4 separate regions of the Homo sapiens genome follow, and all the other regions are linked to region 1. The links are chromatin contacts, found by Hi-C or POLR2A ChIA-PET in ENCODE. All regions are on one chromosome and are shown on one strand. Each heading gives the region's core, a stretch centred on a gene start or an enhancer-like site at or near the end of the contact. The rest is flanking DNA. Distances are from core to core; before and after follow the strand shown.

What was found. Hi-C counts contacts between places; a loop is a spot of excess contacts on that map. ChIA-PET counts read pairs that join two places held with the same protein, here RNA polymerase II (POLR2A). Pooled maps may share reads with other maps.
Region 2: a loop to region 1 is called in a pooled map, with 7 times the contacts of the local background. The contact joins the promoter of SH2B1 here to the promoter of KIF22 in region 1. A Hi-C loop is called at or near these places in 1 of 37 single-sample maps with no recorded cell type and 9 of 50 pooled maps. POLR2A ChIA-PET finds 5 or more read pairs at or near these places in 4 of 52 experiments (GM10248, GM12878, WTC11 and 1 more).
Region 3: a pooled map shows a loop between it and region 1 (4-fold over the local background). The contact joins the promoter of ZNF688 here to the promoter of KIF22 in region 1. A Hi-C loop is called at or near these places in 1 of 37 single-sample maps with no recorded cell type and 6 of 50 pooled maps. POLR2A ChIA-PET finds 5 or more read pairs at or near these places in 3 of 52 experiments (A673, CD8-positive, alpha-beta T cell and activated CD4-positive, alpha-beta T cell).
Region 4: a loop to region 1 is called in a pooled map, with 6 times the contacts of the local background. The contact joins the promoter of ZNF768 here to the promoter of KIF22 in region 1. A Hi-C loop is called at or near these places in 7 of 50 pooled maps.

The regions. Positions count from the first base shown.
Region 1 is chr16:29,785,888-29,793,713 of GRCh38, reverse strand. KIF22 (kinesin family member 22) reads right to left here and starts at 2,963. Exons shown (of 14, transcript NM_007317.3): 1 at 2,885-2,963. The coding sequence starts at 2,954. It overlaps LOC105371167 (a long non-coding RNA gene), which reads right to left and starts at 6,201. Exons shown (of 2, transcript XR_950983.1): 1 at 6,168-6,201; 2 at 5,591-5,792. RefSeq lists an enhancer at 3,153-3,552.
Region 2 is chr16:28,859,707-28,867,532 of GRCh38, reverse strand. SH2B1 (SH2B adaptor protein 1) reads right to left here and starts at 3,690. Exons shown (of 8, transcript NM_001387430.1): 1 at 500-3,690; 2 at 101-202. The coding sequence starts at 1,438. RefSeq lists a silencer at 3,476-3,635 and enhancers at 3,746-4,105, 3,748-4,253, 3,971-4,265, 4,546-4,615.
Region 3 is chr16:30,567,431-30,575,256 of GRCh38, reverse strand. It overlaps ZNF688 (zinc finger protein 688), which reads left to right and starts at 3,543. Exons shown (of 3, transcript NM_145271.4): 1 at 3,543-3,823; 2 at 4,134-4,247; 3 at 4,821-5,531. The coding sequence starts at 3,628. The coding sequence ends at 5,341. RefSeq lists a silencer at 3,536-3,775 and enhancers at 4,638-5,201, 5,202-5,767, 6,727-6,836.
Region 4 is chr16:30,522,890-30,530,715 of GRCh38, reverse strand. ZNF768 (zinc finger protein 768) reads left to right here and starts at 4,150. Exons shown (of 2, transcript NM_024671.4): 1 at 4,150-4,390; 2 at 4,665-6,712. The coding sequence starts at 4,303. The coding sequence ends at 6,199. It overlaps ITGAL (integrin subunit alpha L), which reads right to left. Exons shown (of 31, transcript NM_002209.3): 31 at 7,531-7,826. ZNF747 (zinc finger protein 747) reads left to right here. Exons shown (of 3, transcript NM_001305018.2): 3 at 1-349. RefSeq lists enhancers at 2,765-3,064, 4,645-4,704 and silencers at 3,135-3,964, 4,055-4,374, 4,395-4,444.

The DNA.
Region 1 (7,826 bases), core at 1,714-4,213:
CATTTAGACTGTTAGCATATGCTTACTAGATGCCAGTAGCATTCTCCACCCTCACCCTCAAGTTGTAACAACTAAAAATCTCTCCAGACATCTCCAAATGTCCTGTGAGGGACAAAGTTGCCCCGAGCTGAGACCACTCAGATTCATTTCATAGGCAGGTCACCCGCCCTCTTGGCTTCAGTAACATCTTACAGCTGATAAGTCCTATTGCACGTTCTGCACAAGAGCTCTCAACTGCAGCCCACGTTCTGAACGGCTGCCCTGACGGCTCCTTTTTTTTGAGACAGAATCTCACTGTCGCCAGGCTGGAGTGCAGTGGCGCTCTTGGCTCACTGCAATCTCCGCCTCCCGGTTCAAGCGATTCTCCTGCCTCAGCCTCCCGAATAGCTGGGACTACAGGTGCACGCCACCACGCCCAGCTAATTTTTGATTAATTTTAGAGACAGGGTTTCACCATGTTGGCCAAGATGGTCTCGATCTCTTGACCTCGTGATCCACCCACCTTGGTCTCCCAAAATGCTGGGATTACAGGCGTGAGCCCAGCCGACGGCTCCTCTTAAACTCCACCTGTCCTAAACTGAACCCTCCTTCCCCATCTCTCTGCAGCCTCCTCCTTTGATCTCTGATGTAAATGAATGGCACCAACCCCAAAAGTGGGAGTCTTTAACTCCAACGTCTCTTACCTCCCACATCAGTTCATCATTAACATCTGTCAAGTCTATCTCTTTAAATCTCTCTTGAACAAGTCCACTTCTCTCCACTCCCACTGCACTACCTCTGCCCAAGGTCATGGTCTTTACAGCCTTCCTTGCTGGTGGTAGCAAGGTGTCTCCCTGCCCTCTAGTCATTCCCTCTGTTTCCTTCCTTGCAGTGTAAGTTACCAGTCATGATGAATTTCCTTCACTTCCTACAAAACTCCAAGTTCTCTTGCACCTTTGGATTTTTGTCCACGTTAATCTCTCTCCCTAGAATATCTGCATTGCTCCCCACCCCACCCTGGAGTGACTAAGGTAAACACATTTTAACTCCTCTTAAAAAACAAAACCAAAAACCCTTTCCTGGTAGACACTAAGGCTTTATCAGGTGCAACCACAGCTCATGTTAGCCCCTCCATAAGCATTTGTCACACCCCACTATTGCGTGTTTGTCACTTTCTCCACCTGACTGCCAACTGTGAGAACAAGTTTTATCCTGCTCACCTTTCTAACCCCAACACCTGGCGCAGAGTAGGCCCTCAAGAAGTATTTGCTGAAAAAAATTAAGATTTAGTGAATAAACTACTAATCACTGGCTTGTTCATTTCCATCATGAAAATGGCTCACGGCCATTCCTGCCCCAGGGCTCACAGTCCAGGGTAGGAGGGAAGAGGGGAGGGCCACATGTAAACAATTATTTACTGCACAAGAGTCTAGCCCTTTCATGATAAAAGCAACCTTGAGCTTGGACCAGGCTAGCAATTATTAATTTTCCCTTCTTTCACAATTCCTAAATTTCATTCACTCTTCTCCCTTTTATTGATGAGGAAATTGAGCTAAGAGAGCATCTTACATCATAAATAAGAAAACACTTGCTGTTCTTGTCTTCTTAGTCAAGGCCTGGCAAACTCCTATCCAACCTTTGAAACCCATCTCAAGTATCATTCACTCCCTTAATGAAGTCCTCCCAGAATACTCAAGGGCTTACTTCAGATTCCACACCCTCAGTTTATACACATCTCTCATTGTGTTTCGTATTACATCTACGTATGTGACACTCTATTGAAACAGACTGTAAATTCCTCGAGGAAGGGACATTATTCATTCAGGCATTTTCATATCTACCATGCACCGGACACAGTGCATCTTCGAAGGGTAAGGGGAGACTGTGCTCAGCCAGCAGGGATAACATGTACTTGGGCATAATGGTTAAGAGCAGAGGTTCTACACTCAGACTCCTTGAGAGCGAATTCAAGCCCCAATATTTACTAGTTGTGTTAACTCTGAACAAACTAACCTCAGTTTCCTGTGTAAAACAAAGACAGTAATAGTAACAACCTGATAGCATTGTGTGGACAATAAATGGTTCACCACCATAAAATGCCTACAACTGTGCCTGGCACATAGCAAGAGCTCTACATGTGTTAGGCATTCTCCTAAATGTCTGTTTCCCCACGAGGCTAACGAGGGCTCCAGTGAATTACTATGGCGCTCACCATCATCACTAACGAGGATTAAGTCTCCGGGTTAGAGAGGCACATGTAAACAAATACTCACATACAAGATTTTGGGTGTCCTAACAGCCTTTCCAACCCTAAAATAGCATTCACTTCCATGCTAGAGTGAAAGGAAATTTTAGTCTTTTATTTCGTTTTCCTGTAATCGCAGAGCATCTTACGCTGCCAACTCAAACCCAGCAGCAGCCGGGTCTGTTCCTCAGCCCGTCCTCTTGCATCTCTCAGGGATGTCTCTGCACCCAAACACCATGTCCCACACAGAACCCTTCCCAATACACGCCTCCGGCTCCCTTCTTCTCGTCCTCGTGGCTAGAGCGTCCGCCACTCTTCTCTTGCTTATTCAGGTGATCTCCAGGGATGAGGCCATGACCCCCGTTTCACAGACGAAGAAACCGAAGCTCACAAAGAAAAAGTGCGCGGGGTTCAAGCCAAGAGCCTGGACCGGAGACCCGAGTCTACTGACCCAAGGGGAGAGCAGGAAACAGGGAGAAGGCAGGAGCCAGGCGGGGCGACCGGCTCGCGACCCCACACTCTCACCGTCCCCCTCTCCCCGCCCCTGCGCCATGGCCGCCTCTCCGCGACAACCCGCAGAGCCTGGACCACACTCCGACACATAACTCCCACTAAACTCCAGACGTCGGTACCCGCCTTGCCCAGGCCGGGCTCAAGTACCTGAGATCGCCGCCGCTGAAGCTGCCGCCATCTCGCGTCGCCTCTGCTGCGTCGAGCCGCCCGCGGCCATTCCACTCCCTCCTTGGGCCCGCCTCTCCCATTCGAATTCCCCGGTGCCCCGCCCCCTCTCCCAGGTTCCACCAATCAAGACTACGCGCCGCCGGAAGCTGCTGCGTGTGGGTCGCCACTATCCCGCCTTCCAGCGCTCGCCTCCGGGTCCCCAAGAAAAGGTTCCCCTGGTCAGGACGCATGCGCGCGCGTGGGCCGCGCAGCCGTTGATGTCTGGAAGCGCGCTGCGATACAAACCCCTACGCAGGGATGTTGGCGACGGTGGCCGCTGGGGGAGCTGCTCAGCGCCGCCCGGCACTGGGCTCCCTTTCCCTTTACTTTCTGCAGTTTCTTGCCTCCGTGGGTGGTTGGCGCGTCTGCGGAGCCAGGGTCGTTGTGTGGATCGTGGGACTGCAGCCCCAGCCAAAGGGCTATCACGTCTGGTCGGTTCTGTAGATCTGGGCCCCAGGGGCTGGACTCTGGGCAGTCACGTTGCAGTCGCTGCCTGCTGGGCCCAAGGCCACTGTAGGTCCCCTCGCGTCCGTGTCAGCCCAGGAGAGCAGCTTGGATGTTCCTGTCTTTATAACTTGGCACTCAGCACGTCGGCGAAGCGTGGAAAACGCTTAGTCTGTGATTCAGTCCCACTCACCCACGGTTCCGGTTCCCAGTCCTTAAGAGTACAGCAGTCCGTTGAGTAGCTCTCTGTCCTTTCTGAAGGGTTGGCTAGGGACGGTCATTCCACTTTTGAGCACCAGGTAGGTAGGGCCCAGGTTTAGACATTATGTTCCACCCTGTTGAACAACAAAACAAAACACGGGCCGGGCGCGGTGGCTCAGTCCTGTAATCCCAGCACTTTGGGAGGCTGAGGCGGGAGGCTCACCTGAGGTGAGGAGCTCGAGACCAGCCTGGCCAACATGGCGAAACCCCGTCTCTACTAAAAACACAAAAATTAGCCGGGGATGGTGGCACGCCTGTAGTCCTAGCTACTCGGGAGGCTGAGGCAGGAGAATCGCTTGAACCCGGGAGGTGTAGGTTGCAATGAGCCGAGATGGTGCCACCGCACTCCAGCCACGGCGCCAGAGTGAGACTCCGTCTCAAAACAAAAAACACAAATCTTAGATCAGTGTTTCTGAAACGTTTTGCCTTGGGATCCCACTACAGTTTTTAAAAATGAGGCCTCCAAAGATGTTTTGTGTATATGAGGGTTTTTGTTTTTTTGTTTTTGAGACGGGGTTTCACTTCCATCTCCCAGGCTAGAGTGCAGTGGCTCAATCTCGGTTCACTCCAACCTCTGCCTCTTGGGTTCAAGTGATTCTCCTGCCTCAGCCTCCCGAGTAGCTGGGATTACAGGTGTGCACCACCACGCTCAGCTAATTTTTGTATTTTTATGGAGACAGGGTTTCACCATGTTGGCCAGGCTGGTCTCAAACTCCTGACCTCAAGTGATCCACCCGCCTTGGCCTCCCAAAGTGCTGGGATTACAGGTGTGAACCACCAGGCCTGGCCGTATATACTGTGTGTGAAGTGAAACTAAATTAAAGTTGACATTAATGAATTTAAAAATTACAGTAAAAAACCCATAGACATAAAAAGGACATCTAAGTAGTGGTTGCCAGGGGATGGTGAGGGGCTGAGGAGCTGGCACTACAGCAATAGATATAACGAGTTTCTTTTGGGGGTGATGGAAATATTAAATATTTTGGAATGAAGTAGTGATGATGGCTGCGTAACGTAATAAACATACTAAAAACCAGAGAGGTGTGCACTTTTTTTTTTTGAGACATAGTCTCTCTCTGTTGCTCAGGCTGGAGTGCAGTGGCGCAATCTCAGCTCACCGTAACCTCCGCCTCCTGGGTTCAAGCAATTCTCCTGCCTCAGCCTCCCGAGTAGCTGGGATTACAGGCATGCACCACCGTGCATGGCTGATTTTGTGTTTTTAGTAGAGACGGGGTTTCTCCATGTTGGTCAGGCTGGTCTTGAACTCATGACCTCAGGTGATCCATCCGCCTCGGCCTCCCAAAGTGCTGGGATTACAGACGTGAGCTACCAAGCCCTGCCTAGACCTCCATCTCTTTTTTTTTTTGAGACGGAGTCTCGCTCTGTGGCCCAGGCCGGAGTGCAGTGGCGCCATCTCGGCTCACTGCAAGCTCCACCTCCCGGGTTCACGCCACTCTTCTGCCTCAGCCTCCCGAGTAGCTGGGACTACAGGCACCTGCCACCACGCCCGGCTAATTTTTTGTATTTTTAGTAGAGACGGGGTTTCACCGTGTTAGCCAGGATGGTCTTGATATCCTGACCTCGTGATCCACCCGCCTCGGCCTCCCAAAGTGCTGGGATTACAGGCGTGAGCCACTGTGCCTGGCCTACCTCCATCTCTTAAAAAATAAAATTAGCCAGGCATGGTGGCACACACCTATATTCCCAGCTACTTGGGAGGCTGAGGTGGGAGGATTGCTTAAGCCCAGGAGTTTGAGGCTGCAGTGAGCCGTGATGGTGCCACTGCACTCTGGCTTCAGTGACAGAGGGAGACCTTGTCTCAAAGACACACAAAAAAACTAGATTCTCATATCTGCTTCTGCATTCATGCTGTTGTGATGTCACATATAATATAGTATTTTGAATACTCCACTATATACTTGAGAAACAATGCAAGAGAAGTCAATTGGTATCTTAGTTTTATTATGAAAATAGTTTTGAACTTGTAGACCCACTGAAAGTGTCTCAGGGACTCCCAGAAGTCTCTGGACCATACTTTGAGAACATCTGACATTGGCAATTGGCAGTTTGGTCTTCCTTGCCTGTCAGAAAAGGCTGTTCAGTTTTCACATTTGTTGTCAACTCCAGATATTTGGTAAGAAACCTGCCAGAAATAGTGAAAAGAGCATAGATCAAGGAGATAGGGCTTCTATGTTTGAATAAACCATTTAGGTACAGGGCCTTGGTGCCAGGCTGCCCAGACCAGAGATTTAGCCTCTTTGTGCCTCCATTTCCTCAGATATTAAAAGGGAATAATGGTTGAAATACCTCCTAGGGTTGTTTTAAGGATCTGCATCTGGCTGGTAGAAATTAGGGTGGTTTGGCCAGGCGTGGTGGCTCATGCCTGTAATCTCAACACTTTGGGAGGCTGAGGCGGGCAGATCACCTGAAGTCAGGAGTTTGACACTAGCCTGGCCAACATGGGGAAACCCTGTCTCTACTAAAGACACAAAAATTACCCCGGCGTGGTGGCACACACCTGTAATCCCAGCTATTCAGGAGGCTGAGGCAGGAGAATCACTTGAACACAGGAGTTGGAGGTTGCAGTGAGCTGAGATTGCACCACTGCACTCCAGCCTGAGGGACAGAGCAAGACTCCATCTGAAAGAAAAAAAATTAGCCAGATGTGGTGGCATGTGCCTATAGTCCCAGCTACTTGGGAGACTGAGGCAGGAGGATCGCTTGAACCCAGGAAGTGGAGGTTGCAGTGAGCTGAGGTCATGCCTGTGCACTCCTGCTGGGATGACAGAGAAAGAAACAATTGATTTTTAAAAAATAACTTCCAGGCCGGGTGCAGTGGCTCACGCCTGTAATCTCAGCACTTTGGGAGGCTGAGGCAGGCAGATCATGAGGTCAGGAGATCGAGGCCATCCTGACTAACACGGTGAAACCCCGTCTCTACTAAAAATACAAAAAACTAGCTGGGCGTGGTGGCGGGTGCCTGTAGTTCCAGCTACTCGGAAGGCTGAGGCAGGAGAATGGCGTTAACTCGGGAGGCAGAGCTTGCAGTGAGCCGAGATGGCACCACTGCACTCCAGCCTGGGTGACAGTTGGAGACTCCTCAAAAAAAGGCTGCTCACGATGGCTCACGCCTGTAATCCCAGCACTTTAGGAGGCCGAGATGGGCGGATCACAAGGTCAGGAGATTGAGACCATCCTGGCTAACACGGTGAAACCCCGTCTCTACTAAAAATACAAAAAATTAGCCAGGTGTGGGGCGGGCGCCTGTAGTCCCAGCTACTCGGGAGGCTGAGGCAGAAGGATGGCGTGAACCCAGGAGGCGGAGCTTGCAGTGAGCCGAGATGGCGCCACTGCACTCCAGCCTGGGCGACAGAGTGAGACTCTGTCTCAAAAAAAAAAAAAAAAAAAAAAATTCCAAACTATGTCTTTAAAAGAAGCAAAGGAGGTCAGATGTAGTGGCTCATTCCTGTAATCCCAGCACTTTGGGAGGCTAAGGTGGGAGGATAGCTTGGGTCTAGGAGTCCAAGACCAGTCTGGGCAACCTAGTGAGACCCTTCTCTACAAAACATTTTAAAATTAGCCAAGTGTGGTGGCGCATGCCTGTACTCCCAGCTACTTGGGAAGTTGAGGTGGGAGGATCACTTGAGCCCAGGAGGCTAGGTTGTGGTGAGCGGAGATCATGCCGCTATTGTATTCCAGCCTGGGCAAAAGTAAAACATAGAGTTTGTGCCATAAAAGATAATTAGTGGGTCTAGGCCTGGCGCGGTGGCTCATGCCTGTAATCCCAGCACTTTGGGAGGCCGAGGCGGGCAGATCACGAGGTCAGGAGATCGAGACCATCCTGGCTAACACGGTGAAACCCCGTCTCTACTAAAAATACAACAAATTAGCCAGGCGTGGTGGCGGACGCCTGTAGTCCCAGCTACTCGGGAGGCTGAGACAGGAGAATGGCGTGAACCTGGGAGGCGGAGCTTGCAGTGATGCACTCCAGCCTGGGTGACAGAACGAGACTCCGTCTCAAAAAATAATAATAATAAAATAAAATAATAATAATAATAATTAGTGGGTGAGGCCGATGATTCTGTCCTTCAAATATGTGAAGATTAAATTAAGGTCATCTGGGACACAGCAGCAGTGATGGAGAAGAGAATGGGGGCTGGACGATAGAGGACCAGAC
Region 2 (7,826 bases), core at 2,441-4,940, 930 kb after region 1:
CATATATATACCTCCTTTCGGCGACGCCACTTGCTTAAATGCGCTGAGGGCTTTCTCCTTAACACAAGCACTGCCGGCGGCTGGGAAGTTGAATTCCTACCTTAACCACAAACGTGTTCTCCCGGTCAGGCATCTCCAGGGCTGTGGTTGTCCGGACGTCTGTGATAGAAGAGCAGGGGATGCTGAGTCGGGGCCGAGAGGCCTAAGTCAGGAGAAAGAAACAGATCTGGGTGTTTGGTTTCCAAAGACCACTCTTCCCCTCCCTCCAGACATTCATCTTTCCTTCTACATCCTCGGGAAGTTAGACAAAAGGCAGTCACACTGCTTTCTCAGTCCTGCCCGCAGCTGCTAACACAGAGCCAAGAGCCAGCTTTACCAACAAAAAGTGAGCGACACCAGGGCCATGGGCTGGTAAACCCCAGAGCTTATCTGCAGGGCTGTGACCACTCTGAGCACTCTCTCACTTGCTCTCAGTCACCCACCCTCCAAGGGGCCTCACCTTGGGTGGTACAAAGAACTCCAGGCGACTTCCTCCTCCTCCTTCTCCTTCACTTCGAAGCAGCAGGCGACACTTCTGCCACTGAGGCTGCCCTCCTCCCCCTGAAGGAGGCCCAGCCACCCCTCCTCCCCGGCCCACTCCGGCTGGGTCAGGGGCTGCCTCCTCAGCCCCCATGAAACTCAGCAGCTCTTCCCTCTGCACCATCCCTGCTCCATCCTTCAAGGCGCCCCCTCCCCGACTGAGTCTCAGCCTCTCAAAACGGTGAGTCCATCTTTCCCCAGGGGACGTTCCATCACTGACCAGTCCCCTACCAACGGTCCCAGCCCCGCCAGAGGAGTTGGAGTTGCTGTTTCCACCTAAGACTGGGGGGCCTGACGAGGTCTCCAGGGGCCCAGCGGAGGAGGGAGGGTCAACGGTCCCCCGCCACTGCAGGATGCCACGGACTGAGCCTCGGACAGAGCGACCCACTGAACGCAGGGAAAAGCGCTTCTTGAGCTTCGGCTTGGAGGAGGTTGTAGAGGAGGAAGAGACTGAGGAAGGGAGGGGGCCGGCCAGGTCCTCAGATGATCGAGAAGGGCCCAGCACAGCCAGGGGCCCACCCACCCTGCAGCTCTCAAGGGACAGGTCATGTGGCGAAATCTCCGCACCAGGGCTCAGGGGAGCCAGGATGGGTGGCGACAGGGAGCCAGAGGCCCGGGCCACCTCGGCTTCAAAGTGCTGCAGGAAGAGCTCAGCAAAACGGCGGGAGAAGGCAGCCTCGGCCCCGGGCCCCGCATATTGGGGGTGGGAGGCCAGGTAGAGGCGAAAACGGCGGGCAAAGTCCAGAGCCGCAGCCCGGGCGTGGGACTCACAGAACTCCCGCCAACTAGGGGGCGGGGGTGGGGGCAGCGGGGGAGACGAGGGGGAGGCCCCGTCCTCTGGGGAAGGGGCACCATTCATGATGGGCCCCAGGAGGTGGAGAGGGGGAGCCTGTGGGGCACAAAGAGGGAGGCAGCCAGAAGACGAGGGGTGGGCGGCAGCAGCTGCGAAAGGAAGAGAGAGGCACACACGAGGGTCACTGCTGAGGGCGCACCGGAGGCTGCATCCCACCCCCAGCCAGAGACGTCCGACCCTACTTCAGACTCCGCAGAGAGCAATGGGGAAGGGAGCCCAACACCTCCCTTCCCTCTCCCAGATCCTGGCACCCTGCAGGCCCCAGCCAACTGGCTCCCCAGCGTCTAACCTGCCCCGAGCCTGCCACATTTGCCCCCACTTTCCTTAGCTTTGGATCCAGCAGTAGAGGGCTTTGGAGCACCTTCCCCCTAAAAAAGGGAACTTTTCCAGATCACCCCCCCTCTACATCGGATCCTCCAATATTCATGTCACACTTCCCATGAGCCATTCTAGAGGCTCCCACTTGGTTATCTTACCTTTCCCTGAGAGGTTTCAAAGACCTCTCGAACAGATGAGGAAACCGAAGCTCAGAAAAGTTTCAGAACTCCAAGTCTACTGTTTTCCCCACTTCATAGTCCCTGTCCCCAGGGCCCGGCTGGGCCAGCCTCAGCCATAGCACCTCACCGCCCCAGCTCGCAGGGGGCTAGAGAGGAGCTGGGATTCTAGACCTTAGAGAGCCTGCCTCACGCATCTTAGGGTCCAACTCTTTGGAGGGGGCCGATTCATTAATGAGGATGGATGCATGATGGACCAAAACAGTAATTGTCTTGAAAGCTGACCCCAGAGTCCAGCACCCACGCACTGCGTGAAGGAGATGTGAAATAGCTACAGCCCACTTCTTTGGTATCCCTTCAGTCTGGGGCCAGAGGCCGCAGGGGCCCCAGAGGAGAAACTGGGTTGGCTCAGGTCAAGTCTTTGCTGGCCTCACGTAAACAAAACATCACAGGGAGAGCTGGGGCCCTAGGATTTTTCACCTTCCTCTTCTCCCACTGGGGAGTATGCCCTAAAGGCAGGTTAGCCTTCTGGTTAAGGCCATGGACTTGAGTCAGACCAGGGCTCAAACCACCTTATGAGCACCCAGTCCAGCCACCTTATGAGCGATGTTATCTTGAACAAATTCCACGTCCTCTCTGAGCCTCCGTTTTTCTATCTGTTAAACAAAGCTAATGATCCCTCCCCTCGAAATGTTGAGAGAATTACATGGAATGGGGTATGTCAGCGCTGAACGCAAAGTAAGCATCCGCTGAACGACTGCCATTGTTACTATCTTCATGTGGGAGAAGAATATTATTGTTCCAATTTTCTAAAATAGAAATTAGAGAAAGGAGGAGCCCTCTCAAGGTCTTACAACTAGAAAGTGGCAGAGCTGGGTGTGGAATTTACAACCCTTGGCTCTTGTTAGCGCTCCTCCCGCCACGCAATACTGGAAGGTGACAGCCCCAGGACTGGGGCCAGAGCAGCTCAGGAAAGCCTCCCCAAACCCTCAGCGACCTCAGACTCCTGTTCAAACCTACAGCCAGGCTGTAAGTCGGTGAACCCTCCCCTTCCTCCTGGGCCTCGACCCTACAAGCTCAGATGGCTCCAACCGCAGGGACAACTCCAAACCAACGAGAAACAATCAGGAGATGCAGGAGTCATGGAGCACGGGGGAACCCAGCCAAGAAGTGCAAACCAATCTCCAGCCAGCGGCCACCTCGGCTCACACAGGCCCACCCAATCCTCCGCACCGCAGACAGACCCAGCCCCCTTCAGGCCCGCTGACCCTGCGACTCCTAAGCTGGTGACTCAGTTTCTCTTCTGCCAAGCAGGACTCAGACACATTTTCCCGGTGCACCTGCCTCCTGGCTCAGTTCTGATATTTCCCGAAGGGCGGGAGGTGGAGGGTGCAGGCTCCGCTCTCGGCTCGGACCCTCCGGGCCCGGTGGTCCATATACTCCGATCCGACCCTACTCCCTGGACACCCCCCAGCCGCCCATTTTCCGGGGCCGCATCCACCTCGGGACCAGCCCTGTCTGCTGCACTCTCCGGGGCCGAGTGCCTCTCCAGCCCCCGGCCCTCCACGCCCACCCCCACCCAGGAATCCTCTCGGGCGCCAGGGCCGGGTCGCGGAGAGGGAAAAGGTACTTGAAGAGGGGGGTTCCGGTTCCGGTCCCACCTGCATCTCGGTCCCCGAGGTTAGCTCCGGCGGCGGCGGCGGCGGCGGCGGCTCCCGCTCCCTGCGCCCCCACCCACTACGCGACGAGCGCCCAGCCCGGTTCCGCGCAGGCGTCAGGACCCCCTTTCCCGTCGCTGAAGGAAGAGACCATAGAGAACAGCGGCGGGAGGGAAGGGCACCTTCATACTTACTTCCGCCATCCTCCCACTCGGCGCCGACCCCAGGAGACCGAAGACGGTGTGAATCTCGTAGGGCTTCAGTGCCTTCTCCAGTTGCACCTAAAAGCGACCACAGACGCAGCGGGGGAAGTGCTTGGATCCCACCAGAGCGTCCTCCCGGAGGAAATTCGGGACAAAGGGGCGATGTCGACCATAGAGAACCGGCCTTAGGGGATAGAGTCCCAGGGCCCGGCTGAGGGCTAGAGTAGCCGCCGAGCACCGGAAACCAGCGAGATGATGAGGCTGTGTGAACGGCCCGCTGCAGCCTAGAGCGCCGGCCCCGCTGTGGAGGGGCACGCGGACAACGCCACCAAGGAGCTGAGCGAGGAAAGAAGCGGGTGACCTTGGGGAGGCCCTGCGGGGAGGCGGAGCCTGAACTTACGACCTTGGTTTATCTGAGGAAAGGGGCAGGCGGTCCAGGAGTTTGCATCTCTGAGGCTGGAGATGAAGATGGTGGTAGTGGTGGGGGAGGGGGTGGGTAGAAATAATGAGGTCAGGGCCGGGCGCAGTGGCTCATGCCTGTAATCCCAGCACTTCGGAAGGCCGAGGCAGGTGGATCACCTGAGGTCAGGAGTTCGAGACCAGCCTGGCCAACATGGTGAAACCCCGTCTCTACTAAAAATACAAAAATTAGCCGGGCATGGTGGCGCGCGCCTGTAGTCCCAGTCCCTCCGGAGGCAGAGGCAAGAGAATAGCTTGAATCCGGAAGGCAGAGATTGCGGTGAGCCGAGATGGCGCCACGGCACTCCAGCCCAGGCAACAGAACTAGAATCCCTATTTTAAAAATAGAAAAAAAAAAAATGAGGTCAGGGCCGGGAGCGCTGGCTCACGCCTGTAATCCCAGCCCTTTGGGAGGCCGAGGCGGGCGGATGGCTTGAGGTCAGGAGTTTGAGACCAGCCTGACCAACATGGTGAAACCCCGTCTGTACTAAAAATACAAAAAATTTAGCCGGGCGTGGTGGCAGGCGCCTGTAATCCCAGCCCCTTGGGAGACCGAGGCAGGAGAACAGCTTGAACCCGGGAGGCAGAGGTTGCGGTGAGCCGAGATGGCGCCACGGCACTCCAGCGCGGGCAACAGAGCTAGACTCCCTATCAAAAAAAAAAAAAAAAAAAAAGAATTGAGGTCAAGGCCGGACGCAGTGGCTCACGCCTGTAATCCCAGCACTTTGGGAGGCCGAGGCGGGCGGATCACTTGAGGTCAGGAGTTTGAGACCAGCCTGACCAACATGGTGAAACCCCATCTGCAATAAAAATACAAAAATTTTAGCCGGGCTTGGTGGCAGGCGCCTGTACTCCCAGCTACTTGAGAGGAGGCTGAGGCAGAAGAATCACTTGAACCCCAGAGTCGGAAGTTGCAGTGAGCCAAGACTGCGCCACTGCAATCCAGCCTGGGCAAAAGAGCGAGACTCCATCTCAAAAATAATAACAATAATAATAATGAGGTCAATTCCAGACGTGCTTTTGGGACGTCTGTGGGCATATAGTCTGGAGCTAAGAAGAGACATCAAGGCCAGTTAGAGAAATCGAGAACAATTAAAGTACGGAGGGTAGTTGAAAGCATGAGCACAGTGAGATCCTCCACCCATCCAGTGTCTGATTGACCCGGCTCCAGCTGGCCTAAACAGTAAAGGAAGCTATGGCCCAAGTAATCGAAAAGTCCAGAGCGGACAGATTCAGACAGGTGAACACAGGGGCCAGAAGATATCAGGAACCTGTGGCTCACCATCTCTGGTTCTGCCTTCCCTATGCATTTGGCTTCACCCTCAGGCAGGCTCTCCTCTCTTAGTGGCAAAATAGCTTCTTGTAGCTCCAAGCTTAAACCCTAATAGCTTAGCAACTCTCCTAGAAGGAGCATGCCTCTTTTCTGAGATTCCCAATGAAATTTCCAGAACTGAGTAGCTGATTGGATCAAGTGCCCATCCTGGAACTCGAAGACAAATAAATAACCCAAGAGGGGAAGACGGATAAATCCTGACTCACCTAAGAATGTTCAAGGCCGGGCACAGTGGCTCACGCCTGTAATCCCAGCACTTTGGGAGGCCGAGACAGGCGGATCATGAGGTCAGGAGATCAAGACCATCCTGGCTAACACGGTGAAACCCCATCTCTGCTAAAAATACAAAAAAAATTAGCCAGGCGTGGTGGCGGGTGCCTGTAGTCCCAGCTACTGGGGAGGCTGAGGCAGGAGAATGGCGTGAACCTGGGAGGCAGAGCTTGCAGTGAGCCGAGATCGCACCACTGCACTCCAGCCTGGGCGACAGAGCGAGACTCCGTCTCAAAAAAAAAAATGTTCTAAGATGGCCGGGCGCAGTGGCTCACGCCTGTAATCCCAACACTGGGAGGCTGAGGCGGGCGCATCATGAGTTCAGGAGTTCAAGACCATCCTGGCCAACATAGTGAAACCCCACCTCTACTAAAAATACAAAAATTAGCTGGACATGGTGGCACATACCTGTAATCTCAGCTACTCAGGAGGCTGAGGCAGGAGAATCACTTGAATCTGGGAGGCGGAGGCTGTGGTGAGCCAAAATCGTCCCACGGCACTCCAGCCTGGGCAACAGAGCGAGACTCCATCTCAAAAAACAAAAAAGTGCTGGGCATGGTGGCTCAGTCCTGTAATCAATCCCACTGTTATCAATCCCAGCACTTTGGGAGGCTATGGTGGGCAGATCACTTGAGGTCAGGAGTTTGAGACCAGCCTAGCCAACATGGCGAAACCTCATCTCTACCAAAAATATAAAAAATTAGCCACGTGTGGTGGCGCGTGCCTGTAATCCCAGCTGCTTGGGAGGCTGAGGCACGAGAATCGCTTGAACCTGGGAGGTGGAGGTTGCAGTGAGCCAAGATCATGCCACTGCACTCCAGACTGGGCAACAGAGCGAGACTCCATCTCAAGAAATTAAAAAAAAAACAAATCTGGAGTCCTAACTGTTGGAACAGAAATCACATACCAGAGACCAGGGAGTGTGGGAGTGAGTATAAGATGTGTGTGTGTCGGGGGGAAATGGGCAAACACAAACACAAATGATATAAAGGGATCCGTGGGGGATCACAGGGTGTGCTGCCATGGTCTCTAGAAGGCATTGATAACTAAGAGACTGCTGCGTGACTTGGTGAGAGTAGTTTCAGCAGAGGCCAAATGGTAGTGGTTTGAGGAATGAGTGGAAGGTAAAGAAGTGGGAGGAGGCTGGGCACGGTGGCTCCCGCCTGTAATTCCAGCACTTTGGGAGGCCAAGGCAGGCGGATCACCTGAGGTCAGGAGTTTGAGACCCGCCTGGCCAACATGGCAAAACCCTGTCTCTACTAAAATTAGCCAGGCGTGGTGGCACGCACCTGTAATCCCAGCTACTTGGGAGGCTGAGGCAGGAGAATCGCTTGAACCTGGGAGGTGGAGGTCGCAGTGAGCCAAGATCGTGCCACTGCATTCCAGCCTGGGTGACAGAGCAAGACTCCATCGTAAAAAAAAAAAAAAAAAAAATTCAAGAAGTGGGAGGAAAAATGTGGAGAGATGTTCTACACAGTTTGGCTGAAAAGGGGAGGACAGAGATAAGGCAGGTTGTAAGTGTGAGAAGGTAGAAAGGTTTGCTTGTTTGTTTCTATCTTGAGGAAGATCTGATTTTGTTGGAAACATTAAGGGGAAAGGAATCAGTAGAGAGGATGGTCGCTGAAGGAGCAAGGTTGCGGAGAAGGTTGGTGGGGACGTTATCCAGGGCCCAGGTTAAGCCAAGGCATTAATATGAAGGGGAGAAACCCTTCTTCCTCATAAGCAGGGATGTAAAACTCGGGATGCTTTCCGCTATAACTACTAGAAACCCTAATTCCAGCTAACTTAAACATGAAAACAGCCGGGGGGGGGGGGTCTATTGGTTTAAATAATTGAAAAATCAGAGATAGGATGACTTCAGGCATGGCTGGAGCCAGAGGCTCAAACAATGTTGATTTGAACTTGGTCTCAGTCTCTTTTAGTTCTGCTTTTCCCTGGACTTTCTTTCTTTTTCTCTCTCTCTTTTTTTTTTTCCTG
Region 3 (7,826 bases), core at 2,294-4,793, 780 kb before region 1:
AAAAAAAAGAACTACCATGTGATCCAGCAATCCCACTACCTGGAATTTATCCAAAGGAAAAGAAATCAGTATATAAAAAAGATAACCTGCATCTCCGTGTTTACTGTAGAGCCGTGTTTACAATAGCAAAGATATGGAATCAACCTAAGTGTTGATCAGGGGACAAATGAATAAAGAAAATATGATATATATACACAGTGGACTTAAGCCATAAAAAATGAAATCATGTTTACAGCATGGATGGAACTGGAGGTCATTATGTTAAGTGAATAAGCCAGACACAGAAAGGCAAATATCACATGTCCTCACTTACATGTGGGAGCTAGAAAAGTTGATCTCATGGAGGTAGAGAGTAGAATGATACCAGAGATTGGAAGGGTGTACGTGGGTGGGAGAGGTGGATGAAGAGAAGTTGGGTAATGGGTACAAACATACACTTAGGAAGAAGGGATAACTTGTAATGTTCAATAGCAGAGTAGGGTGACTGTAGTTAACAAAGTACTGTAAATTTCCATAGCTAGAAGAGAGGACTTGAAATTTTCCCAACACATAGAAATGTTAAATACTCAAAGTGATTGATACCTTAAATATCCTGACTTGATTATTGTACATTCTATGTATGAAGAAAAGCAAAATATCACATGAACTCCATAAATATGTAAAAATTTTGTGTATCAATATATTTTTTGTTTTGTTTGTTTTTTTTTTTTTTAGATGGAGTCTTGCTCTGTCACACAGGCTGGAGTGCAATGGTGTGATCTTGGCTCACTGCAACCTCTGCCTCCTGAGTTCAAGCCATTCTTGTGCCTCAGCCTCCTGAGTAGCTGGGACTACAGGCGTCCGACTCCACACCCAGCTAATTTTTGTATTTTTAGTACAGACGGGGTTTTGCCATGTTGGCCAGGCTGGTCTCGAACTCCTGACCTCAGGTGATCCTCCCGCCTTGGCCTCCCAAAGTGTTGGGATTACAGGCACAAGCCACTGTGCCCAGCCCAATTTTTTTTTCTTTTTGAGACGGGGTCTCACTCTGTCACGCAGGTTGAAGTGCAGTGGCATGATCTTGCTCACTGCAACCTCTGCTTCCTGGGTTCAAGGAATTCTTGTGCCTCAGCCTCCTGAGTAGCTGGGACTACAGGTGTGCACCACCAGACCTGGCCAATTTTTGTATTTTTAGTAGAGATGGAGTTTCAGCATGTTGCCCATGCTGGTTTCTAACTTCTGGCCTAAAGCAATCTGCCCACCTCAGCCTCCCAAAGTGCTGAGATTACAGGTGTGAGCAACTGGGCTGGGCCTAAATTAAATATTTTCAAAATTTAAAAAATACTCATTTCTAAGGATATATTTTTCCTTATATAATTTCTACAGTATTCACCACATGGAGTGCAGTGAGGCAGTTCCAGAACTCAAGGTAATAATGTAAGCATATTAATAATATTTAATTATTAACAATTAATAATTAATCAATTAATAACATATGCATATGAGATCAGCAGGAGTCACACTAAAAGCCAAAAAGCATTTCAGGTGAAAAACAGCAAGGGTAGGCCAGAAAACACAAAGAAATCTTGACTGAAAAGTCAGCAATAAAAAACACTATTGAATAAAAAGGAAGGCTCGATATACTAGGGCTGGCAGGGGAGCCAAGCAAGTAGATCCAGAGCCAGAATGACAGCAGGGACCTGGTAGGCCTTGCTTGTTATCTCCAGCAACCAGCCCCACGCTTAGCAAACAGTATTCTGCATCCTGTATGATTGCAGGTATATTCCAAATGTGGGGATGAAGGCAACTAGTATTTACAGTCCAATGCCACCAGCCATGAGGATGACCCATCTTGGCTGAAAAATAAAGACCTTAAATCTAGGAAGCGGAAGATACAACCCAGGACAGCAGGAAGGGGAGACCCGGTATGAGAAGAACTGAGGCCCAACCCAGTTTAGAGAGGAGACTGAAGGCTAAAGGAGGAAGGTTTCCCAGGAAAAAAAAAATTAGGATTTGAAAGTTGATGCTATCTTTGATAATTTGGAACAACGTAAATAAGTAGAAATGGCAGGGCCGGGCGCCGTGGCTCACGCCTGTAATCCCAGCACTTTGGGAGGCTGAGGCGGGAGGATCACCTGAGGTCGGGAGTTCGAGACCAGCCTGACTTAATATGGAGAAACCCCGTCTCTACTAAAAATACAAAATTAGACGGGCATGGTGGCTCATGCCTGTAATCCCAGCTACTTGGGAGGCTGAGGCAGGAGAATCGCTTGAACCTGGGAGGCGAAGGTTGCGGTGAGCCTAGATAGCGCCATTGCACTCCAGCCTGGGCAAGCCGAGATAGCGCCATTGCACTCCAGCCTGGGCAACAAGAGTAAAACTCCTTCTCAAAGAAAAAGTAGAAATGGCTGGGAACCGTGGCGCATGCCTGTAATCACAGCACTTTGGGAGGCCGAGGCAGGAGAATTGCTTGAGGCCAGGAGTTCCAGACCAGCCTGGGCAACATAGCAAGACCCTGTCTCTGTTTTAAAATTTAAAAATTAGCCAAGCATTGGGTGTGCGCCTGTGGTCCCAGCTACTCGGGAGGCTGAGGTGAGAAGATCGCTTCAGCCCGGGAGGTCGAGTCTGCAGTGAGCTAGGATCGCACTGCTGGGCCACAGAGCAAGACCCTGTCTCAAAACAAACAAAAAATAAATTCATGTATGTTAGCAACAATTACTATTTAATTTAAAACTTCCCCATTCCGATTCCATCCTCACCAAGCACGTTCCTTCGCCTGCAGCTTCGGTCTAGAGCCTGAGCGAGCCGAGCTGCGGATGCCAGGGGCTGGGTGGACTCCGCAGCTAAGCTACTGTAAAACACGCACCTGCTTCTACCGCGGGTGTACACATGGTTTGCCAGGGTGTGCGCGTCTTCCCAAGGGGTCTGGGGACCAAATTCCAGCTCCCGCCATCGGGAGGCACGGTAAGAGACCGTAGGGGACACAATCCCGAGCACCGCAGATGCCGAGGTCTCCGCTGCGCTCCAGTCTGTCAACAGAGGCTTCAGGACCGCGGGGTCCCTTCAAATGCCCCGCCAGTCCCAGGCCAATCACCGCGCAGCTTCTTCCGGGATCGTCGCCAATCATCGGCCGTTGCGTATTGCGGGTACAGAGGGGTAAGTGAAGCTTCGGGCCCTTACATCTTTCTTGAAGGCAAGAAGCCTCTCCTCTACTTCCCAGACACCCCGCCTCCCCCACTAGAAAAAGCAGCCGAAGCGGCTTTATTTAAGGGCAAGTGGGACGATGAGGCCAGAGAAGTCAGAAAGGCTCCATATTTGATATGGTCAAATAATGGCGCCCTTAAGAGCAGCCTGTGACAATTGAAGGGTGGTCGCCATATTTTCAGAAGGCACCTTCCGGGTCCCTTAACCCGGGTGTCTATGTCCAAGCGGCCATGAAGTGAATAAACACTGAGGAATTATATTTGTCCCTATCAGAATCCTCGAATCCCTAGCAGCCAGTCCCTGCTACTTCGGTTGCCTCGGCTGCGTTCGGACGCCACGGCTGGGCGGGGCCGCCCTTCCTGTGGACAACGACAGCTGAGGCCGGGAGCGGGGAGGCGGCGGCTCCAGGGACCTGGCGGCCGCCGATCGGGGCTGCGAGGCCCCATGGCGCCGCCCCCAGCCCCGCTCCTGGCGCCGAGGCCCGGGGAGACCCGGCCTGGTTGCAGGAAGCCCGGGACTGTGAGCTTCGCGGACGTGGCCGTGTACTTCTCCCCGGAGGAGTGGGGCTGTCTGCGGCCCGCGCAGAGGGCTCTGTACCGGGACGTGATGCAGGAGACCTACGGCCACCTGGGCGCGCTCGGTGAGAGCCCCGGGTCCGAGCCCCCTCCTCCTTCACCGGGTTCACAGGGGAGATGATGTAGAAGGGCCGAGAGGACTGTGAGCCCTAATCCCGCACTCTTGCACCAACACCAGCAGCCACCTCCCGTTCCCAGGGCTTCAGGTACCCCCTCGGGAGTGTTTTCACCCGCATCCATTTCATTCAGGCAGCAGCACTGCAGCCCCTTCCAGGTTGAGTATAAGCTCCGAGGGGGTGCCCTCAGCCTGGAGGGGAATGCCATCTTCCCACGATGGCCTCTCAGGCCCGCGCTGTGATCCCTGTTCTCTCCCAGGATTCCCAGGCCCCAAACCAGCCCTCATCTCTTGGATGGAACAGGAGAGTGAGGCTTGGAGCCCCGCCGCCCAGGATCCTGAGAAGGGGGAAAGACTGGGAGGAGCTCGGAGAGGTGAGGGATAGTCCCGGGTCCCCCCACTTGGTTTTCCAGGGCTTCCTGTCTAGCAGAGTTTCTTTTCAGGCCCCCACTTCCAGCATCCCTAAAGAAATTCAACTGTGTTGGGTACTAGAGGAGTAAAGAAGGCAGACCTGGTACAAAGTTTTCAGAACATGGGACAGCGGTCCTGTGAGGACTGGGAGCCCAGTCCAACCAGGCACTCCAGCCTGGGTGACAGAGTGAGACTCCGTCTCAAAAATAAATAAATAAATAAATAAATAAATAAATAAATAAATAAATAATAGCCCCTGCTTCCTGAGCACTTCCTAAGTGCTTAACATGCATCTACTCAGCTAAACCAGTAACGCTGTGAAGTCAAAAGCCATTATTATTCCCATTTGATGCATAAGGAACCAAGGCTCAGATAAGGCACTTTTAGGAGATCTGAATCCTGTTTACCTTGTTCTAAAGCCTGTGTGTTAATCACTGGACAGAACTTCCCTCACTGCCTTAAGTGAAAAGCATTCTATAACCTGAGACAGTCTGTGCAAAAGTGTTTGTAAGTGTAACTTAATTCCGGTTTCCCAGGAGATGTCCCAAACAGGAAGGAAGAGGAACCGGAGGAAGTCCCAAGAGCCAAAGGGCCTAGAAAGGCTCCTGTGAAGGAGAGTCCTGAAGTGCTGGTGGAACGCAACCCTGACCCAGCTATTAGCGTGGCCCCGGCACGGGCACAGCCACCCAAAAATGCTGCCTGGGACCCGACCACAGGAGCACAGCCCCCGGCACCCATACCCAGCATGGATGCTCAGGCCGGCCAGCGGCGCCACGTGTGCACGGACTGCGGCCGCCGCTTCACCTACCCCTCACTGCTGGTCAGCCACAGGCGCATGCACTCGGGGGAGCGGCCTTTCCCCTGCCCCGAGTGTGGCATGCGCTTCAAGAGGAAGTTCGCAGTGGAAGCGCACCAGTGGATCCACCGCTCCTGCTCCGGGGGGCGGCGGGGCCGGAGGCCTGGGATCCGGGCTGTGCCTCGGGCCCCCGTCCGAGGTGACCGGGACCCGCCTGTGCTCTTCCGGCACTACCCAGACATCTTCGAGGAGTGCGGCTGAGCGGCACCGCAGGCTGGAGTTGAGCCTGACCTTGGCACGAAGGACTGACGGATCCCTGAGGTGGGCCACTGAGTCGGGGACTCCGGAACTGAAATTCATGCCCTGGGCTTTCCTCAAGGATCCCTCAAGTTTCCAACTTGTAAAAAGAAAAGTGCCTGTAAAGATTCGAATAGATTAGACTTGCCACCCATCTCCCCAGTCTTTTGTTTAACAAAAAAAAAAAAAAAAAAAAAAAAAAAGAAGAGAGTGAGACCCTGGACTCATTTCAAAGTGTTATCTGAAGATCAGGTGCAACAGAGACCTTTATATCATCTCAGGAACTAGCCACTCCTTATCTATTTCAGATGCAGATGCTGAGGGGGACCAGGGCCTGGGGAGGGGACCTACATGGAGGGCGTGGTCAAACCCTGGCTAATTGTCATCAGCAGGGGACCCAGACACTGGAGTGGATGGGAGTAGAATAGATGCAGGTGGCACAAATCCAGCCTCTGTTGGGAGACCAAGGAGGGAGGATCGTTTGAGTCCAGGAGTTCAGACCAGCCTGAGCAACAGGCTATCTAGCGATATCTAGATATCTAGGATATCACTATCTAGAGATAGTGAAATCCTATCTCTACAAAAAAAAAAAAAAAAAATGAACCAGGCATAGTGGCACATCGTGCCTGTGGTCCCAGCCACTTGGGAGGCTGAGGTGGGAGGACTGCTTGAGCCCAGGAGTTCAAGGCTACAGTGAGCTATGATTGTGCCACTGTACTACAGTCTGGGCAACAGAGCAAGACTTCATTTCTTTCTTTTATTTTTTTTGAGACAGGGTCTCACTCTGTCACTAAGGGTGGAGTACAGTGGCGCCATCTCAGCTCACTGCAACCTCTGCCTCCCAGGTTCAAGCAATTCTCCTGCCTCAGCCTCCTGAGTAGCTGGGATTACAGGTGCACGCCACCATGCCCTACTAATTTTTGCATTTTCAGTAGAGACGGGGTTTCACATGTTAGCCAGGCTGGTCTCAAACTCCTGACCTCAGGTGATCCACCCACCTTGGCCTTCCAAAGTGCTGGGATTACAGGCATGTGCCACTGCGCCTGGCCAAGACTCCATTTCTTAGAAGAAAAAAAAAAAAAAAAAAGCTGGCGCCATGGCTCATGCCTGTAATCCTAGCACTTTGGGAGGCCGAGGTGGGCAGATCACCTGAGGTCAGGAGTTTAAGACCAGTGGCCAACATGGTGAAACCCCATCTCTACTAAAATACAAAAATTAGCTGGGTATGATGGTGGGTGCCTGTAATCTTAGCTACTCAGGAGGCTGAGATGGGAGAATTGCTTGAACCCAGGAGACAGTGGTTGCTGTGAACCGAGATTGCGCCACTGCACTCCAGCCTGGGCAGCTGCGTGAGACTCTGTCTCAAACAAACAAAACAAAACAAAAACTAGTCTCTGCAACTTACCCCAGGCACAGCTGGTAAGTCATGTGAACTTCCTGAGTCTCAGTGCCTCCTCTGTAAAATGAAGATGAATAATATCTACCTCAAAGGGTTACCGTGGAGACTGACATTTTAACAAGATGTATGACATAGTAATTGTGCAATACACATTTGTTGAAAGAGTGAATTACTGTGGATGGTCTACACTTTAGAAAGTGTAAAGAAGCCTGCCAGGGAGCCAGGGCATGGATATCAATAACCATGTTTGCAGATAAGTAAACTGAGACTCAGAGAGATAACGTGATGCTCTCAAGATTTCACTCCCATGTGGCAGCATGGGTGGAAATGAACACAGAGCCCAGATGTCTCTACCACTTCCTTTGAGAAGTCAGATCTGGACAGAAAACACGGGCTGGGAACTCAGGATGCAGGTCCCAGCCCAGCCTGCTTGGGGAGTGTGAGCAGAAAACTAAGAGTCCCAGTAAGTGCCCCTTTTCTTATCCTTTCCTTTTCTCTTTTATTTTTTTGAGATAGAGTATCACTCTGTCACCCAGGCTGGAGTGCAGTGGTGTTAACATGGCTCTCTATAGCCTTGACCTCCTGAGCTCAAGAGATCCTCCCACCTTTGCCTCCTAAAGTGCTGGGATTACAGGTGTGAGGCACCTCGCCTGGCCAGTTTTTACTTAGAAGGCACAGTCATGCTGGGCGTGGTGGCTCACACCTGTAATCCCAACACTTTGGGAGGCCGAGATGGAAGGATCTCTTGAGCTCAGGCGTTTGAGAACAGCCTGGGCAACATAGTGAGGCCCCCATCTCTACAAAAACAAAAATCAGCCAGGTGTGGTGGCGCGTGCCTGTAGTCTCAGCTACTTGAGAGGCTATGGCAGGAGGATCACTTGAGCCAGGGAGACTGAGGCTGCAGTGACCCATGATTGCGCCACTGCACTCCAACTTGGGCGACAGAGTGAGACTCTGTCTCAAAAAGAAAAACAAAAAAGAAGGTACAATTGGCACTTAGTGACTGTGTGTTGAGTGCCTTCTGTTGAAGGGACTGTGCTAGGTAATAGG
Region 4 (7,826 bases), core at 2,901-5,400, 740 kb before region 1:
GTTTTGGAGAAAAGACACTGTTCGGGTGTCAAGTAATGAACTGACTTTATTCGAACCTCATCTCCAATCCAATCCCACCGTGGTCTCTCTCTCCCTCAGCTTTTCTGGGGCGGGTTGACTCGTGTGTCACTTTATCACAGGGGCACATGGGGTGAGAAGAGGAACCTTGGCAGTAGGAGATACCTTTGTACCAGGTTTTAATTTCCAGTGTACATCTCAGTCCCCTCCCCTAACCCTCAACACAGCCTGGGGAAAGCCCAGCTTGCAACACCAGTTCTCAGCCCAGACTGACAGCCAGATAGATCTTGGCCCTGAGTTTGCCAATTAAAGATGCCGTGATTATTACCTAGAGGTCTCTGAGAGCTTTGAAGTTTGTAAAGTTTACTTATGGCCCAGAAACCAGGCTCCAACTCCTCTGCTTCCTGCCCTCATGACCCAACCTTCCAGCATTTCGTCAATTTTTTTTAGTGTCGTGAAACCCTTAAGCCTTAGCCCCACCCCATTCTCAGCTCCTCAGTTGGTGGCACAGATATTTCCACCTAGAGGTAGGGCCAGGCTAAGTATCTTTTAAAAATGTAGCTATTCTCGGCCGGGCGTGGTGGCTCACACCTGTAATCCCAGCATTTTGGGAGGCTGAGGCGGGCGGATCGCAAGGTCAGGAGACCGAGACCATCCTGGCTAACATGGTGAAACCCCGTCTCTACTAAGGATACATTTTAAAAAAATTAGCCTGACATGGTGGCACGTGCCTATAGTCCCAGCTACTCAGGAGGGTGAGGCAGGAGAATCGCTTGAACTCAGGAGGCAGAGGTTGCACTGAGCAGAGATAGCACCACTGCACTCCAGCCTGGGTGACAGAGCGAGACTCTGTCTCAAAAAAAAAAAAAAAAAAAACTAGCTACTCCCTGGGCCCAGTTCCTCATCTATTGAATCAGAATCTCCAGGGATAGAATTTTATGGCTGTGAAAGTTTGAGAGAACCACGGCTGGGAACAAAACATTATTTTCAAACTGCTCTTAGTTTTGCAAGAGTAGTGGTTGGTCCCAGGGCCTGTCCCCAATGTCAGGCATACACAAAGACCTCCATTTCTTTGTTCTTTCCAAAGGGCCCTGTGCCGTGGCTGCTGTCTTCCTGGGTACTTAGGATCATGTTCAATACACTGGGGCATCTCCTCTAGCATCGGATGGAAGGGCTTTAAGAGGGCTTGTCCTTTGCATGAGGGAAGGGAGCAGTGCATACGGAAGCTCCTCTCACTGAGAACGTCTGTGAAGGCTCTCTGGCCTGCAGTGTTGGCCAGGTTGGCTGACCATAAGCCTTGGCTGCACACTGAATGGCTCTGCCCTAGTGCTGGGCATGCCAGGAGATAATGCTGTGAACAAAGTGACCACCTGACTCAGGACATGCACAGGGCTCATCCTCATGGATGCAGAGGCAGGACAATGCCAGTGGACTCCCCAAGTTTCTCCTGCCTTGGATTAGCTGGTGTTGGGTCAAGATGCAGCCCTTATCAGAGGCTTTCCTGGGCTTGGAGCCTCTCACTGCTGTGGCTGTGTGTCAGGTGGAGGCTGGCTTCCTTGTGAAGTCCCTGTGCATAGATGGCACCCTGGTCCTAGAGGAGGCTGGCTGGAAGTGAGCCACTCTTACTCCAGGTGCCAGTGAGGCTGAATTTGCACTTGGAAATGCGGGTGCCTGGGCAGCATGAAGTCTTGGCCCAGCTTCTGCTACACCTGGGACTTGTGGCTCATGATAAGAGTGCAGGCAGTGTACGGTGTCAGAGCTGTGGCTGGAGGTCTCGCCACCCATTTTTAGGGTGTGGCTGCTCTCCTGTGTGAATTTTGGTGGATCAGCAAGTTGGATGTCAGAGAAAAGTGTCTTGTGAAGGAGACTTGTTTCCTACCTGTGTGAGTGCTTTGGGGATGACCAGAGGGTACCCCATGTCCAGCTCTTCCCAAAACTGGTCCTCTTGTAGGCTGTTTGACTGTGGGCTCTAGTGCTGGACCATGTAAGCCATTCTTAGCAAAGGTTTCAAGACAAACATACATTGGGATGGGAGAGAGCTATGGGGCTGGAAGCTGTTTCTCTGGAGGGCAGAAAGTTTTCCCCGCTTCATTCGTGGCATAAGCTCTTGTGATTTTATTTGTAAGCCTTTATTATTATTATTTGAGACGGAGTCTTGCTCTGTCACCCAGACTAGAGTGCAGTGGCGAGATCTCGGCTTACTGCAACCTCCGCCTCCCGGGTTCAAGTGATTCTCCTGCCTCAGCCTCCCAAGTAGCTGGGATTACAGGTGCCCACCACCGTGCCTGGCTAATTTTTGTATTTTTTTAGTAGAGACGGGGTTTCACCATCTTGGCCAGGCTGGTCTTGAACTCCTGACCTCGTGATCCACCTGCCTTGGCCTCCCAAAAGTGCTGGGATTACAGACATGAGCCAGTGCGCCCCACCTGTAAGCCTTTATTTAGATAGTTTCTCTCCACTTTTTACCACTTGGCATTCTTCAAGTTCTTGTTCTCACCTCTTTTCAGGAAGGAGAGGCCATCCTTCCTCCCAAACATTCTCTTCCCTTCATTTGTCTGGGTAGGCGACAAGAAAACACGATCCATGGCTCCTGCTCACACAGGGGCATCGGGCTCGTTAACTGTCAAGAACGCTGCCAAACTTGTTTCAGCACGAAGCGTAGAAAAAAAAGACAAGAACTGGATGATATTAAGTTGTCTGTCCAGGCTCACTTCCTCAATTCAAAGCTGCGCCCGAGGCAGTGTTTCTCAGGTTCCCTTCCTCTGCAAGACTCCATTCGAGTCAGACAAGACTGGAGAGTTGTTAGATGCCTCGAAGGCCAGATGGTTCTCTCAGTCCAATTCTCCTTTGTATCACCCTCACCTGGAAGGAATCCTGCCTCCCTGTGAGGAAATCTAACAACAGGGACTAAGGCTGCCAGGGATTGAGTTAAACTCAGGCGCTGGGGAAGGTGGAGGGGAGAGGCAAGGGGTGTGAGGCTGACGAGGAGGAAGGGTGTCTGTCCTCAGATCTTCTGGCTTTCATAAAACATAATGGAGGCTAAGTGGGGGCGGGAAAAGTTTTGATGGCACAGGCCGGGCTGGAGGGGAGATGCCTGGCACCTCCCTCCCACTACCTCCTGAAGGCGCTTCTGGCCGACAGGGGAGGCGGACCCGACCACAGCACTCCCGGCCAATCAGGAAGGCGCCTGGCGTTCCCTGGCGACCATTAACGCCCAGCCGTCCGCGGGGTTGGAGGAGGCGGGGCGGCTAGAGCACGAGCCCCATCGGCCAACCGCCGGGCTTCCTGGGGCGGAGAAGCTGTGCCTCTGGGAGCCGGGGCGGGGCTGTCTCCTTGGCAACTATCCTAGCCCTCGAGGAGGGAGGAGGGAGGAGGAGGATCAGGGGAGCCGAGCTGGGTGGGGGCCGGAGGAACGGGAGCGGGCGCGCGCAGGTGCCGGGGAGCGGAGTTCCTGGAGGGGGTCCCAGGCTCAAGGACCTCGGCGAGGCCAAGGGGAGTCCGTCCCGGTTCCCGAGGCGCTGCCGGAGCTGACCCGGAGGCCCGGGAGGGGAGGGAGCGAGACACCGCCCCCGCTGGCGCCGGGAAGCGTCGCTCCTTCTCGCTGACCTTGGTCTCGCTTGTCGCCTCGCCCTTGGCCACACGCACCGACGACGCGGGGCCCGGGAGATGGACAGACGGGCCTCTGGAGGGACGGAGACCTAGAACATAGGCACACACACTGCCCCGGTAGCCCCGCGGGCTCCGGGGCGTCCGGTCCTCACCCACCCCGTGGCCGGGCCCCTCCAGCCCAGGGTTAATGCCAACGAGTTTCCACCTCCAGCGGCTCCTAGAGAGGCCGCGGCGCGAGCCGGCGGGGGGACCTGGCCGCGGACGGACACTTCCTGTGCGGGGGAGGGTGGGGGGGTGCTGGGCGGCCGTTGGACAGTGCAGCCCAGCCCGGGGCCGGGGTCCAGAAGGTGGGGGCTCGGGCGGGAGCGGGGGCCGGGGGCCGCCGGGGTAGTCGCGAAGCCCCTCATCCCCGAGGCCGCGACGCGCGGGGGCCAGTGAGGGCCACGGGGAGGCCGAGACCTTGGGAGGGGGCGGGGCCGCGGGCAGGGGAGGGGCCCGGCGCGCTGGAGAGGCGCGGGGTCAAGACGTCCGGCCTCGGGGGCCCGGGCTGGGCCGCCGAGTCCCCTGGGCGGCGCTGAGCGGGCGGGAGGCGGGGGCCCGCGGCTCGGGGCAACCGAGGCCGGGTCGCGGGATCGGCCGCCATCGCCGCCGCCGCTGCACTGGGAGCCCGCGGGGATGGAGCGGGAGGCGTTGCCGTGGGGCCTCGAGCCCCAGGATGTGCAGAGTTCTGACGAAATGAGGAGCCCCGAAGGGTACCTCAGAGGTGAGGAGGGAGCGCCCGTCCGAGGAGTGGACTTGCGCGCAGGAGAAGGGGCTGTGGCTCCAGGGAGGGAGCGAGGGCCCGGGGCTGGGACACCTGGGACTCGAAGGAGGGGCCGGCGGGGACTGGGGTGTCTTGGGTCAGCTGAGGGGGGCGTGGGAATTTCAGCACTTGTCTAGGGGCCAGCGACCCTGCATGTGAGGTGGGAGGTGTGTGGTTGCTAATGGACCAAATGACCTTCCAGGTCTCACACGATCTGGATTCTCTCATCCTGCAGGCAACATGAGTGAGAATGAGGAAGAGGAAATTTCTCAGCAAGAAGGCAGTGGGGACTATGAAGTCGAAGAGATACCATTTGGGCTTGAACCCCAGAGCCCTGGGTTTGAGCCACAAAGCCCAGAGTTTGAACCCCAAAGCCCCAGATTTGAGCCTGAAAGCCCGGGGTTTGAGTCCCGAAGCCCTGGGCTTGTGCCCCCAAGCCCTGAGTTTGCACCCAGAAGCCCTGAATCAGATTCTCAGAGCCCTGAGTTTGAATCCCAGAGCCCTAGGTATGAACCCCAAAGCCCTGGCTATGAACCTCGGAGCCCCGGGTATGAACCCCGGAGCCCTGGCTATGAATCTGAGAGCTCTAGATATGAATCCCAGAACACTGAGCTCAAAACCCAAAGCCCAGAATTTGAAGCTCAAAGTTCCAAATTCCAGGAAGGTGCGGAGATGCTTCTGAACCCCGAGGAAAAGAGTCCTTTGAATATCTCCGTAGGAGTTCACCCCCTGGACTCCTTCACTCAGGGGTTTGGGGAGCAGCCCACAGGGGACCTGCCCATAGGGCCACCTTTTGAGATGCCCACAGGGGCCCTGCTGTCTACACCGCAGTTTGAGATGCTTCAGAATCCCCTGGGTCTCACAGGAGCCCTTCGAGGTCCAGGTCGGCGGGGTGGCCGGGCCAGGGGTGGGCAGGGCCCTCGGCCTAACATCTGTGGCATCTGCGGGAAGAGCTTCGGGCGGGGCTCCACCCTGATCCAGCACCAGCGCATCCACACCGGTGAGAAGCCCTACAAATGTGAGGTCTGCAGCAAGGCCTTCTCCCAGAGCTCTGACCTCATCAAACACCAGCGCACCCACACTGGCGAGCGGCCCTACAAATGTCCCCGTTGCGGCAAGGCCTTCGCCGACAGCTCTTACCTGCTTCGCCACCAGCGCACTCACTCTGGCCAGAAGCCCTACAAGTGCCCACATTGTGGCAAGGCCTTCGGCGACAGCTCCTACCTCCTGCGACACCAGCGCACCCACAGCCACGAGCGGCCCTACAGCTGCACCGAGTGCGGCAAGTGCTATAGCCAGAACTCGTCCCTGCGCAGCCATCAGAGGGTGCACACCGGTCAGAGGCCCTTCAGCTGTGGCATCTGCGGCAAGAGCTTCTCCCAGCGGTCGGCCCTTATCCCCCATGCCCGCAGCCACGCCCGGGAGAAGCCCTTCAAGTGCCCTGAGTGCGGCAAGCGCTTTGGCCAGAGCTCGGTGCTGGCCATCCACGCCCGCACCCACCTGCCAGGCCGCACCTACAGCTGCCCCGACTGCGGCAAGACCTTCAATCGCTCCTCCACTCTCATCCAGCACCAGCGCTCCCACACGGGCGAGCGGCCCTACAGGTGCGCCGTGTGCGGCAAGGGCTTCTGCCGCTCCTCCACGCTTCTGCAGCATCACCGGGTCCACAGTGGCGAGCGGCCTTACAAGTGCGATGACTGCGGAAAGGCCTTCTCCCAGAGCTCCGACCTCATCCGCCACCAGCGGACCCACGCGGCGGGCCGGCGCTGACCTGGGGCCCCAGCAGGGGTGGGAGGTGTGGGCAGAAGATAAGGGGCCAGGGAGCTAGAGGAACCTTTAGGGAGGATAGTGGAGAAGCCGCAGGAGAATGGAGGAGCTGAGGATGCTGGAAGAAGAGAACCAGGGTGGAGGAAGTGACATGCCCTGGAGACTTGTGGGAAGTGGGTTGGAGGGAGGCCAGGCCGGCAGCGGGAGGCCCTGGGAGAAATGGAGAGAGGTCAGCGGAGGGCTGGCCTCAGCCGCGGCTCCTTGGTGGGTGCCTGGCTTGGCAACTGCTAGAGCAGGGAGGGGGGAGGGCAGGGGATTACCTAATTAGAGTGGGTTAGCTTAGATTGGTAGCTGCTGAAACTCTCGTTGAGTCAGGAGCGGGTAAAAGGTAGGTGGGGTGGGGAGTGGGGCCCCGGGGTGGGGCCTGGGCCTCTGCGTGCAAACCCCAGCCTCCCTCTTCTTCCTCAGGCTTTGGAGCCCCTGAGTTTGAGTTCAATAAAAACTTTATGTGGTAAACGAGACTTGTCCTTAAAATGTGTGCGTGCACAGCGCCCTGGGAAGTGGGAGACACCAGTAGTAGCCTAGGGCCTTATCCGGGAAGTGCTTTGCTGTTGCTGCTGTTAGAAAGCGGGTCTTGCTGTGTTGCAGCAGGCCACCGCACCTGGCTGGAAGTGCTATTTGTTTCTTTTTTTTTTTTTCTTTTTTTTGAGACGGAGTCTTACGCTGTCACCCAGGCTGGAGTGCAATGGTGTGGTCTCGACTCACCGCAACCTCTGCCTCCTGGGTTCAAGTGATTCTCCTGCCTCAGCCTCCCAAGTATCTGGGATTACAGGCGCCCGACACCACACCTGGCTAATTTTCACCATGTTGGCCAGGCTGGTCTCGAACTCCTGACCTCACGTGATCTGCCTGCCTCAGCCTCCCAGAGTGCTGGGATTAGAGGTGTGAGCCACTGCGCCTGGCCTGTTTTTCTTTTTTTTTAATTTTGAAGGCAGTATCTTGCTCTGTGGCCCAGGCTGGATTGCAGTGATGCGACCATCGCTCACTGCAGCCTTGACCTCCTGTGCTCACGTGATCCTTCTGTCTCAGCCTCCTGAGTAGCTGGGACTACAGGTACGTGCAACCAGGCTCAAATAAGTTTTTATATTTTAATTTTTTGTAGAGACAGGGTTTGCTATGTTGCCCAGGTTGGTCTCAAACTCCTGGCCTCAAAGGATCCTCCTGCCTTGGGTTTCCAAAGTGCTGAGAATACAGTTGTGAGCCACAGAGCCCAGCCAGAAATGTTCACTTGAGTAGGGCTGCAATATTGCACCAGCACAAAACCACCACAAAACTGGACAGAATTTCACATTTATTGGATAAATACATGCAGGCACTGTGCTTGGCACTGGGGCTCCAAGTTAGCAGACGTGGTTCCCACCTTGAGCTCAGTCTTTCTGTGGGGGCCACTGCACAGGCGTGATGGGTCCTGGGAGAGGGTGTGGAGCTAGGGCAGGGCAGAGCCTGAGAAGACAGCCTCCAAGGGTGGGGATGTCACGGGCCCGTGCCCGCTTTTTATTTTTATTTTTTCCTTGAGACGGAGTCTCGCTGTGTTGCCCAGGCTGGAGTGCAATGGCGCAATCTTGGCTCA